Regions from separate parts of the Homo sapiens genome. Here region 2 is linked to region 1. The links are chromatin loops, found by intact Hi-C in ENCODE. Cell type or tissue: endothelial cell of umbilical vein. All regions are shown on one strand. Each heading gives the region's core, and the rest is flanking DNA. Links, peaks and the distances in the headings are about the cores only. Region 1 has its middle 46 kb from the start of PLIN2. Region 2 overlaps PLIN2 (perilipin 2).

Region 1 (5,379 bases), core at 65-5,064:
TTGTTGTAACTTCCCTTCTACCTCAAAGCTGCTTTTGATTCAACTCCTATCAACAGGTAGGAGAAGTGAGTTCACCATGACTTGTTCTCCATTATGTATACAGTTGTGTCCCCACAATCCTTGTGATGCTAAACATACAAAAGGGGATATATACATGTTTACGGGTTGGTTGATTAAATGATGTGGTTTGATACTCATCTCCTACCTCAACTTTGCCTATTGTCAGATAAGAGGCAAAGAGAAATATTAGGGAAGCAACTCTCAGGTTACAGAGGTCAAAATCTTACTTGGGTCTTTTGAAATGTAGTCTGGCATTCATAGGAATTTGTCTGTTTTTGTCCACTATTGGCCTGAAAAATCAAATACCCTAGGCCAAGACCCTAATTGCCAGTAACTACTATATTATTGAGCATTATAGTATTAAATTCCATGCATGGCCAATATTATACATTATTAGGTTTTAAAGTAATCAGAAAGTATTTGCCCTTTTTTTTTTGCTTTGCAAATGGATGGGTAAATATATTCACTGTTCCTCTCTTCATTGTAGCAAAATCACGACTATATTACAGCATTAATAACTCTCTAGCTGTGTGGCTTTGGGCAAATCATTTCTCTCTGGACATAAATTTCCTTATTGACACAATGAGGAGATTGGATGTAAGGTCTCTTCCAATTCTAACATCTTTTTTTTCTATTTCATTTGATGAAAATTACCACACAAGGCCGGGCACAGTGGCTCACGCCTGTAATCCCAGCACTTTGGGAGGCCGAGGTGGGTGGATCACGAGGTCAGGAGATCAAGACCAGCCTGGCCAAGATGCTGAAACCCCATCTCTACTAAAAATACAAAAATTAGCCGGACGCGGTGGCAGGCGCCTGTAATCCCAGCTACTTGGGAGGTTGAGGTAGCAGAATCGCTTGAACCCGGGGGAGAGAGGTTGCAGTGAGCTGAGATTGCACCACTGCACTCCAGTCTGGGTGACAGAGCAAGACTCGGTAGACTCTGTCTCAAAAAAAAAAAAAGAAAAAAAGAAAAAGAAAAAAGAAAAGAAAATTACCACACAAATTAACTTACCTCTGGCCGGGTGCAGTGACTCACGCATGTAATCCCAGAACTTTGGGAGGCCAGGGCAGGTGGATCACCTGAGGTCAGGAGTTCGAGACCAGCCTGACCAACATGGTGAAACCCCGTCTTTATTAAAAATGCAAAAATTAGCCGGGCATGGTGGTGCATGCCTGTAATCCCAGCTACTCGGGAGGCTGAGGCAGGAGAATCGCCTGAACCCGGGAGGTGAGGTTGCAGTGAGCCGAGATCATTGCCATTGCATGCCAGGCTGGGCAACAAGAGAGAAATAGTCTCAAAAAAAAAAAATTAGCTTACCTCTAATTTATTCAGTTTTCTTCTATGTTCACAGGGAAAAATAAGACTCAAGTTTTCCTTAAATCTGGAGAAACTTTTTTTTAGGTTGTGTATGTGTTCCTACAAGAGAATTTTCTTTGAAAATAAAATACTGGACCAGCCTGGGCAGCCAAAAAACGGAAAAATTAGCCAGGCGTGGTGGCACATGCCTATAGTCCCAGCTACTCAGGAGGCTGAGGTGGGGGGATCATATGAACCCGGGACATCAAGGCTGCAGTGAGCTGTGACTGTGCCACTGCACTCCAGTCTGTGCAACAGAGTGAGACCTTGTCAAAAAAAGAAAGGAAGAAAAAAAGAAAGAAAGAAAGAAAGAAAGAAAAGGAAGGGAGGGAGAGACAGAGAGAAAAGAAAAAGAAGAAAGGAAGGAGAGGAAGAAAGGAAGGAAGGGAGGGAGGAAAAAATAGAGGAAGGAAGGAAGAGAGAAAGGGATAGAAAGAAAGGAAGGAAGGAAGGAGAGAGAATGAAACAAGGAAGGAAGGACGGAAGGAAGGAGAGAGAAAGGAAAGAAGGAAGGAAGAGAGAGAAAGAAAGAAAAAGAGAAAGGAAGGAAGGAAGGGAAAGAAAGAAGGAAAGGAAAAGAAGAAACTGAAAACATAGACTTTTTCCTATTTGGCCATTAGATGTCGCTCAACATCCAAAAAGTAGAAGAAACCAGATGTACACTATAAAGCTCCTGCCCAGTTCCCCCGGGACTGACCCAGTCATACTGGGTGGCTTGCTTAATCGTGTACTGGTATTTGTGTGTCAGTGTCTTGCCACGTATAGCAAAAAATCCCCTTAGCCATCCAGAAAACTTGTTGCCTATATGTCTTATATATGTGTTTATTTATTTATTTATTTAAGGAGACAGGGTCTTGCTCTGTAGCCCAGGTTAGAATGAAGTGGTGCAATTATAGCTCACTGCAACCTTGAACTCCTAGACTCAAGCAATCCTCTCACCTCAACCCAAACATCTCAATTTTATAACTTCTTTTTATTTTTTTCAGACAGAGTCTCTGTTCCCCATGCTGGAGTACATTGACATAGTCACAGCTCACTGCTGCCTCAAGCTCCTGGGCTCAAGTCATCCTCTTGCCTCAGCCTTCAGAGTGGCTGGGACTTACAGGCGCGGGCCACCACACCAGGCTAATTTTTGTGTCTTTTGGAAACATGAGGTCTCCCTGTGTTGTCTAGGCTGGTCTTGAACACCTGCAGTCAAGGGGTCCTCCTACCTCAGCTTCCCAAAGTGCTGGGATTAGGATTGCAGGCGTGGGACACTGCACCTGGCTGATTTTATCACTTAAGTCAACATATAGTTGTTGAACATTTTGGCTGACTACATACCAGGATCAATAAGCTCCATGGCGGAATTCCCCCTCATCCTTCAGGACCTAGATCAAATGCCACCTCCTCTGTGGGACCTTATCTGACCTTCCTAGAAAACTCTTTGTCACAGTACTTTTGTATTGTGTTTGTTTACCCACCTACCTCCCCAAATTCTGGAAAAGATTCCCAATCTTCTTCATAATAAAAGAAATGCACACTAAACTACAAAAAGATGCTATTTTAACTTACATGGTAAATATCAACAGTTCTGATATTTGGTTTAGAATAATAGGCATTCTCATATATTTTTAGTGAGAGTGTACACTGGTTTATGATTACTGTTAATAGAAGACAATTTAGAAATTTCTGTCTTTTTTTTTTTTTGAGACATGGTCTCGCTCTGTCACCCAGGCTGGAGTGCAGTGGCACTATCATGGCTCACTTCAGCCTTGACCTCCTGGGCTCAAGTGATCCCCCAACCTTACTGCCCCCTGCCCCAGGTCCTAGGCTAATAAACAGATGAGATTTGGCATGAGAAGGAATAACAATAGTAGCATGAATGCATTTTTGGCAGACACGAGTTGGGGAAGGGACATGTCCTCCCCTTCCCCGTGATGGGGAGAGGGGTGATGCGAAGTATGACAACCGGCAGGTGGGTGATTAAAGGCCCGCTTATACTGCCAAACACATGAGGGTAGTCCTGCACCAACCACACTAGGCATCTTATCATTCAATCGGCATCCTTTGCCATATCTCTTTTTCCTCTTGGGGAAGAAAAATGTGCTGGCACTCACCACCTTCAGTCCCCTTCATTTTTCAGAATGCTGATATTTATTTATACTTGAGGAGTGCTTTAAAGTAATTTTTTTTTTTTTTTGAGACTGAGTCTTGCTTTGTTGCCCAGGCTGGAGTGCAGTGGCGCGATCTTGGCTCACTGCAACCTTTGCCTCCTGGGTTTAATCGATTCTCCTGCCTCAGCCTCCCAGGTAGCTGGGACTACAAGAGCGTGCCACGCCTGGCTAATTTTTTGTATCTTTAGTAGAGACGGGGTTTCACTGTGTTAACCAGGATGGTCTTAATTTCCTGACCTCATGATCCGCCCGCCTCGGCCTCTCAAAGTACTGGGATTACAGGTGTGAGCCACCGCACCTGGCCATAAAGTAATTTTTAATTGGTTGTATGTTTCACAACCTGCACAGGGAAACTCAGACATCGCCTGCAACTTTCCCATGCAGTAAGTGTTCCAACCTCACATCACATTTCAGTACAGAATCTTTTTTTGTTGTTGTTAAGATAGAGACAGGGTCTCCCTATGTTGCCCAGGCTGGTCTCAAACTCCTGGGCTCAAGGGATCCTCCTGCCTCGGCCTCCCAAAGTGCTAAGATTATAGGCATCAGTCACCAAGCCCTGCCCCAGTACAGAATCTTGAGTGTAATTATGTTTTCATAATGAACTTTGGTTTCATCAGATGAAGATTGAATCATAGCACTGCAACTTTTATTTATCCACAAGTGGATTACTTAATATTTGTTCTCATTACTACAGATTTAAAAAGCCTTTCAGCAAAAGCCTCTCATTTGCCTCTCACGTGATTGTTGCCAGGAAATGAGAAACCAAATTACATCCTGAATATTCCTTGCTGCTGCCTCAACAATAGACCTAAAACAATAACAGGCTCAAATTAAGATAGAAATAGAACTATGGGGTTGGGGGGAACTAACGTTAGCAATATACAATGCTAATTTAGCACAGAACACTTACAGAACCAATGTACTTTATGCATCACTAGGGCACCTAAACATTTATTCAATAAGCAGCTATCGGCTGGGTGCAGTGGCTCACACCTGTAATCTCAGCACTTTGGGAGGCCAAGGTGGGTGGATCACCCGAGGTGAGGAGTTCAAGACCAGCCTGGCCAACATAGTGAAACCCAGTCTTTACTAAAAATACAAATATTAGTTGGGCATGGTGGCCCATGCCTGTAATTCCAGCTACTTGGGAGGTTGAGGCAGGAGAATCACTTGAACCCGGGAGGCGGAGGTTGCAGTGAGCCAAGATTGCGCCACTGCGCTCCAGCCTGGGCTACAGAGTGAGACTCCGTCTCAAAAAACAAAACAAAACAAAACAAACAAACAAAAAAAAACAAAAAAAAGCAGCTATAGAATACTTGACATTTTTTTACTTTTCCCTCTGATTTCTAGTTAATAACTGTATTTGAATATTATGTAATCCTATATGCCAGGTGCTATTTTAGGCACTTTATATATCATCTCATTTTCACACTTTGATTTCACATGTCTATTCTCCTCCTAACTGCCTCTTCCTTCTGTAGCTCACAGTTTGCTTCTGCCTCCTACTGTTTTCCTCTTGTCTCTATTATTTACTTTCCTCCCATTATTTTTCTCTCTGTTTCACCTCCGTCCTTGGAAAACTTTTTCCATTTTTCCTGAGATTCCCATCCCCCACTGCCCCCATCCTTCTCCTCTTTGCCTGCCTGTAGTGTATGTTGATAGATATGAAGAAAATTCAGAGGAAAGTCACAAATAGTTTTTCTTAAAATACTTTTAAGTTTTAATGACCACTAATAAGTGTATGAGGTTTTGGTGCTCCACATCCTCACTATTTAAAAAATTTTTGCCATCCCGGTGGGTGTG
Region 2 (5,379 bases), core at 259-5,258, 54 kb after region 1:
ATCGCTGACCAAAATATTATGTGGTACACAACTATAGGTAGGTTTAGTGTATAGCCTTTAGAATGCTTGTGCAAATCTTTTAAATTTTTCACTTACATTGCTTGAGACTGTGCTAATGGTGAGAGTTATTTTCCATTTCGGATATTTTCTTTAAATGTTGGTAACTTGTGTTCTTTTTTTTTTTTTTTTTTTTTTTTTTGAGACAGAGTCTTGCTCTGTCACCCAGGCTGGAGTGCAGTGGCACAATCTCGGCTCACTGCTGTCTCTTCCTCCTGGGTTCAAGCAATTGTCCTGCTTCAGCCTCCCCAGTAGCTGGGTTCACAGGCACGCCCCGCCACACCCAGCTAATTTTTTTTGTCATTGTTTGTTTGTTTTTGAGACAGAGTTTTGCTCTTGTTGCCCAGGCTGTAGTGTAATGGTGCAATTTTGGCTCACTGCAACCTCCACCTCTGGGGTTCAAGTGATTCTTCTGCCTCAGTCTCCCAAGTAGCTGGGGTTACAGGCATGTGCCACCACGCCCAACTAATTTTTTGTATTTAGTAGAGACGGGGTTTCACCATGTTGGTGAGGCTGGTCTCGAACTCCTAACCTCAGGTGATCCAACCAACTCAGCTTTGCAAAGTGCTGGCATTACAGGCATGAGCCACCATGCCCTGCCATGTATAATAACTGCATACTAATAACACCCCGAGGGCCAGGTATAGTTTGATCTTCAGTTTCCTCTCTGGATTTGTGTGACTTTGGAATAAGCTATATAACTTACCTTCTTTTCTTTTCTTTTTTTTTCTTTTCTCTTCTCTTTTTTTTTTTTTTTTTTTGAGACAGGGTCTTGCTCTGTCACCCAGGCTGAGTGCAGTGGCACAATCACAGCTCACTGCAGCCTTGGCAAACAGACAAATTTCATATCTGTTTACTTCATTTGCTCCTCCTGCAATTCCCAAGGATTGGCAGGTAGGGCAGATATACTTGATAGGGAAATTCAGGCTCATCAACTCTTAGTGACTTGCCCAAGACCTAAAGCTAGAGTGAGAGGACTAGATTCCTTCTTTAACTCTTCAGCTGTGCTGCCTTAGTTAAGACCTTAGGTATGTCCTTGTGCTCATTTTTCTCACCAGCCAGGGGATCTGCTTTTCTACTTACAGATTGTTGCCAATGCCAAAGGCGCTGTGACTGGGGCAAAAGATGCTGTGACGACTACTGTGACTGGGGCCAAGGATTCTGTGGCCAGCACGATCACAGGGGTGATGGACAAGACCAAAGGGGCAGTGACTGGCAGTGTGGAGAAGACCAAGTCTGTGGTCAGTGGCAGCATTAACACAGTCTTGGGGAGTCGGATGATGCAGCTCGTGAGCAGTGGCGTAGAAAATGCACTCACCAAATCAGAGCTGTTGGTAGAACAGTACCTCCCTCTCACTGAGGAAGAACTAGGTAACTGGAATTTTATCTTGAAATACTGTTTTATATTAAATCTTTCTTAAACAGCTTCATTGACATATACTCTCATCTTGAGTCTAAATTTACACAGTTGTGCAAGCATCACTGCAATCCAGTTTCAGAACACTTCTGCTACCCCAAAAGATCCTCATGCCTGTTTGCAGTCAGTCCTTTTTAATTTAATTTAATTTTATAGAGATGGGATCTCACTATGTTGCCCAGGCTGATCTCGAACTCCTGGGCTCAAACGATCCACCTGCCTTGACCTCCCAAAGTTCTGGGATTACAGATGTGAGCAACCACTAATCTTTTTGCCTCTATAGATTTTCCTTCCTAAAGCAATCATAAAGTTCACATTGAATCGTACGTAGTAAGTTTTGAAACCTTAGCAAAAATTGGCCTTGAAAAATATTTTCTGTAAATGGATAGTCTTTAATGGATTGCTTTATAAAATCCTCCTTACAAAGAATCATCATTAGGTAATGTGTGCCAGGTACCATGCCGCTCAAGTTCACTCTAGGCTGGGAGCAATGGTGCATGCATGCCTACAATCCCAGCACTTTGGGAGGCTAAGACAGGCAGATCGCTTGAGTTCAGGAGTTTGAGATTAGCCTGGGCAACATGGCGAAACCCTAAAAAACACAAAAATTAGCTGGGCATGGTGGCTTGTTCCTAGAGTCCTAGCTACTCGGGAGGCTGAGGTGAGAGGATCAGTTGAGCTCGGGAGGTTGAGGCTGCAGTGAGCCAAAATTGTGCCACTGTACTCCAGCCTGGGCAACAAAGCAAGACCTGTTTCCAAAAAAAAAAAAGCAGTTTACTCTAGTGGGAGAAACGTGTAGATGCATGCAGTGTGTATCAGATACAGTAATATGTTCAGGGTAGTCAAGTCCAGCAGCAGACGTGAGCAGTCTTGGAAAAATGACTGCATGATTGCTAAGTGATTGGGTAGAAGTAAGAAAGTCAAGACCCAGGTTAGAGTCCAGGCCTTATCACTTGTCACTGTGATCCCTTAAGTTTTTTTGTCTCTTATTTCTAACTTCAGAAAAAGAAGCAAAAAAAGTTGAAGGATTTGATCTGGTTCAGAAGCCAAGTTATTATGTTAGACTGGGATCCCTGTCTACCAAGCTTCACTCCCGTGCCTACCAGCAGGCTCTCAGCAGGGTTAAAGAAGCTAAGCAAAAAAGCCAACAGACCATTTCTCAGCTCCATTCTACTGTTCACCTGGTGAGTAAAACTTTATTTTAAGGTGTCTGAAGTGGGTTCATTTATCTCTAGGCCCAAGAATTAAATGTAATCACAAAATCCAAGAATTTCATTCTTAGTTGACAAACAACCCAATAGAAAACTGGACAAAGAATATGGAGACAGCTCACAGAAAAAGGAAGTATAACTAGTTGAAATATAGGAAGCAATGCTAATCTCGCTCTGAGGGGTCAAATACTGACATCTCTCTTGTCCTGCCACACGGGAAATGTGGCTGTTGGCAACGGTGTAGAGAAAGAACCACACTTGTGCAGCTCTTGCTCTAAGGGACTGATTCAAGAGACAGTTTTAGTAAAGTTACAAGCATACCTACACTTGGAGCTGTTTTACTTTTTATCTTACAGATGTGTATATTTGTTTAAAGTTGCAAGAGACTATAACAATGCACATCCACTAACAGGACTAATTAAATTGATATATCACAATAGACTACTGTGTAGCCATTAAAGGTTTCCAAGTTAAAGAACAGTATGTACCATTCTGTACTGCCATGAGAAAACCATTTCTTCTTAGAAGGGGAAATAGTGGTTGGCAACAGGGAAGAGGAAGGTCAAATTCCTTTCTGTTTTGTAATGCTAACTTATCCTTTACTCATGTACACATTAAATTTTAGTTGCTGGCTGGGCGTGGTGGCTCATGCCTATAATCCCAGCACTTTAGGAGGGCAAGGTGGTTGGATCACCTGAGGTCAGGAGTTCGAGACCAGTCTGGCCAACAAGGTGAAATCCTGTCTCTACTAAAAATACAAAAATTAGCTGGGCATGGTGGCGTATGCCTGTAATCCCAGCTACTCGGTAGGCTAAGGCACGAGAAGGAGGTTCAGTGAGCTGTGATCGCGCCACTGTACTTCAGCCTGGGTGACAGAGTGACACTCAAAAAAAATTTTTTGTAGTTTTTTAGTTGCTTTACCTGTGCTAAACTGGAAGTAAATGTGGAGTCAGTGATTTAATAGTTAAATAGAGGCAGTAAAGAGCTACTACTGCTTGGTTAATTTACACATATTGATAATAAATAATAATGATAGCAGGAATAGATCTTATTCAACTCCAGGAAATTCTTAGTTTTTATGTTGCCTGATTTACATCATACATCTGCAAACAGGCTAACGTGAATATCTGACTTGTGTGTTCCTTTGTCTTGTTTCAATGTGTCTAGATTGAATTTGCCAGGAAGAATGTGTATAGTGCCAATCAGAAAATTCAGGATGCTCAGGATAAGCTCTACCTCTCATGGGTAGAGTGGAAAAGGAGCATTGGATATGATGATACTGATGAGTCCCACTGTGCTGAGGTAAGATGACTGGGACGGTCATTTGTTGGTTGCTGAAGAAGTTCTTATCAGACTTTTCATTTCAATTTTTCCATACTATGTCTTAGAATACTCTTCTCTATCAAAAGGTTGAACAATACCATGTACATAGGTGGCTAGTTATGTGGCAGAAAAGCAAAACTAGGCAGCGAATAATTTTATCTAACAACCTATGAGTATACATATGCCCCAAGTGAGATACAACTAAATGAGAAACACAGGCCTTGCCCTCATAATGGGTACAGACTAACAGGGGATACAGCCAGCCATGCTGTCCTATTTTGTGCCTTTTTAATGCTCCTTGCAGAAGAGGGCTATCTCATAGGCAGTACACTCAGAGTAGCCAAGTCCGGTTGTTGTTTAACGGCATAAATACAGGTACTATTGGCTGGGCGCGATGGCTCACGCCTGTAATCCCAACACTTTGGGAGGCCGAGGCGGGTAGATCACGAGGTCAGGAGATCGAGACCATCCTGGCCAACATGGTGAAACCCTGTCTCTACTAAAAATACAAAAAATGAGCCAGGCATGGTGGCACGTGCCTGTAGTCCCAGCTACTCGGGCAGCTGAGGCAGGAGAATAGCTTGAACCTGGGAGGCAGAGGTTGCCATGAGCCGAGATCATGCTACTGCACTCCAGCCTGGGCAACAGAGTAAGACTCTGTCTCAAAAAAAAAAAAAAGAAAACATATGGGAAGACTATCTCAGGCAGCCTTGGAGTGGGGGTAGTTGAGTCACATTGCTTTCTGGAAGAGATGAATGGTAAGCTGAGAACTAATGGGTGAATAAACTAGGTGAAAGGGCAATAAGGTGACCAAGGTTCCAGAGGGAAGGCATAGCATCTTGGCTGGGTGCAATGGCTCACACCTGTAATCTCAGCATTTTGGGAGGCCAAGGCAGGCAGATCACTTGAGCCCAGGAATTCAGGACCAGCCTGGGCAACTGTGAAACCCCATCTCTACAAAAAATACAAAAATTAGCAGGGTGTGGTGGTGTGCACCTGTAGTCCTAGTTGCTCGAGAGGCTGAGGTGGGAGGATCACCTAAGCCCGAGAGGTCGGGTCCGCAGTGAGCCATGATTGTGCCAGTGCCCTCCAGCCTGGGCAACAGACTGAGACCCTGTCTCAGAAAGAAAGAAAGAAAAGAAAAGAAAGAAAGAAGAAAGAAAGAAAAAGGAAGGGAAGCAGGGAGGAAGGAAGGGAAAAGAAATATCCTCTTATAGTCCTAGAAAGTGGTTCTTTGTGTCCCAAAAGCTCTGAAGTCAATATGAACTGTTTGTTCATGTCTTGTCATTTTATTTGAGGAGGGAATATATACATTACACTACTAACATGAAGGATATTTCCATTCTTTTGGGTCTCCCCTACCTAATATGT

Evidence for each region. Peaks named below come from ENCODE experiments on the same cell type or tissue, not always from the same donor. Only the 100,000 strongest peaks of a DNase experiment are listed, where the experiment ranks them.
Region 2: a loop joins it to region 1, with 4 times the contacts of the local background. A loop is called at or near these places in 75 of 110 quality-filtered maps.

The regions. Positions count from the first base shown.
Region 1 is chr9:19,171,106-19,176,484 of GRCh38, reverse strand. No RefSeq gene overlaps it. Among named protein-coding and RNA genes, the nearest start is that of PLIN2, 46 kb to the right of the region's middle. In endothelial cell of umbilical vein, for the core only: a CTCF peak has its summit at 2,043 (motif pointing right); DNase peaks (open chromatin) are centred at 2,214 and 4,334.
Region 2 is chr9:19,116,929-19,122,307 of GRCh38, reverse strand. It overlaps PLIN2 (perilipin 2), which reads left to right. Exons shown (of 8, transcript NM_001122.4): 5 at 1,143-1,428; 6 at 2,477-2,658; 7 at 3,853-3,987. Among named protein-coding and RNA genes, the nearest start is that of PLIN2, 7.9 kb to the left of the region's middle. In endothelial cell of umbilical vein, for the core only: no CTCF peak of the experiment used is centred there; a DNase peak (open chromatin) is centred at 3,047; H3K27ac peaks cover 2,156 bases.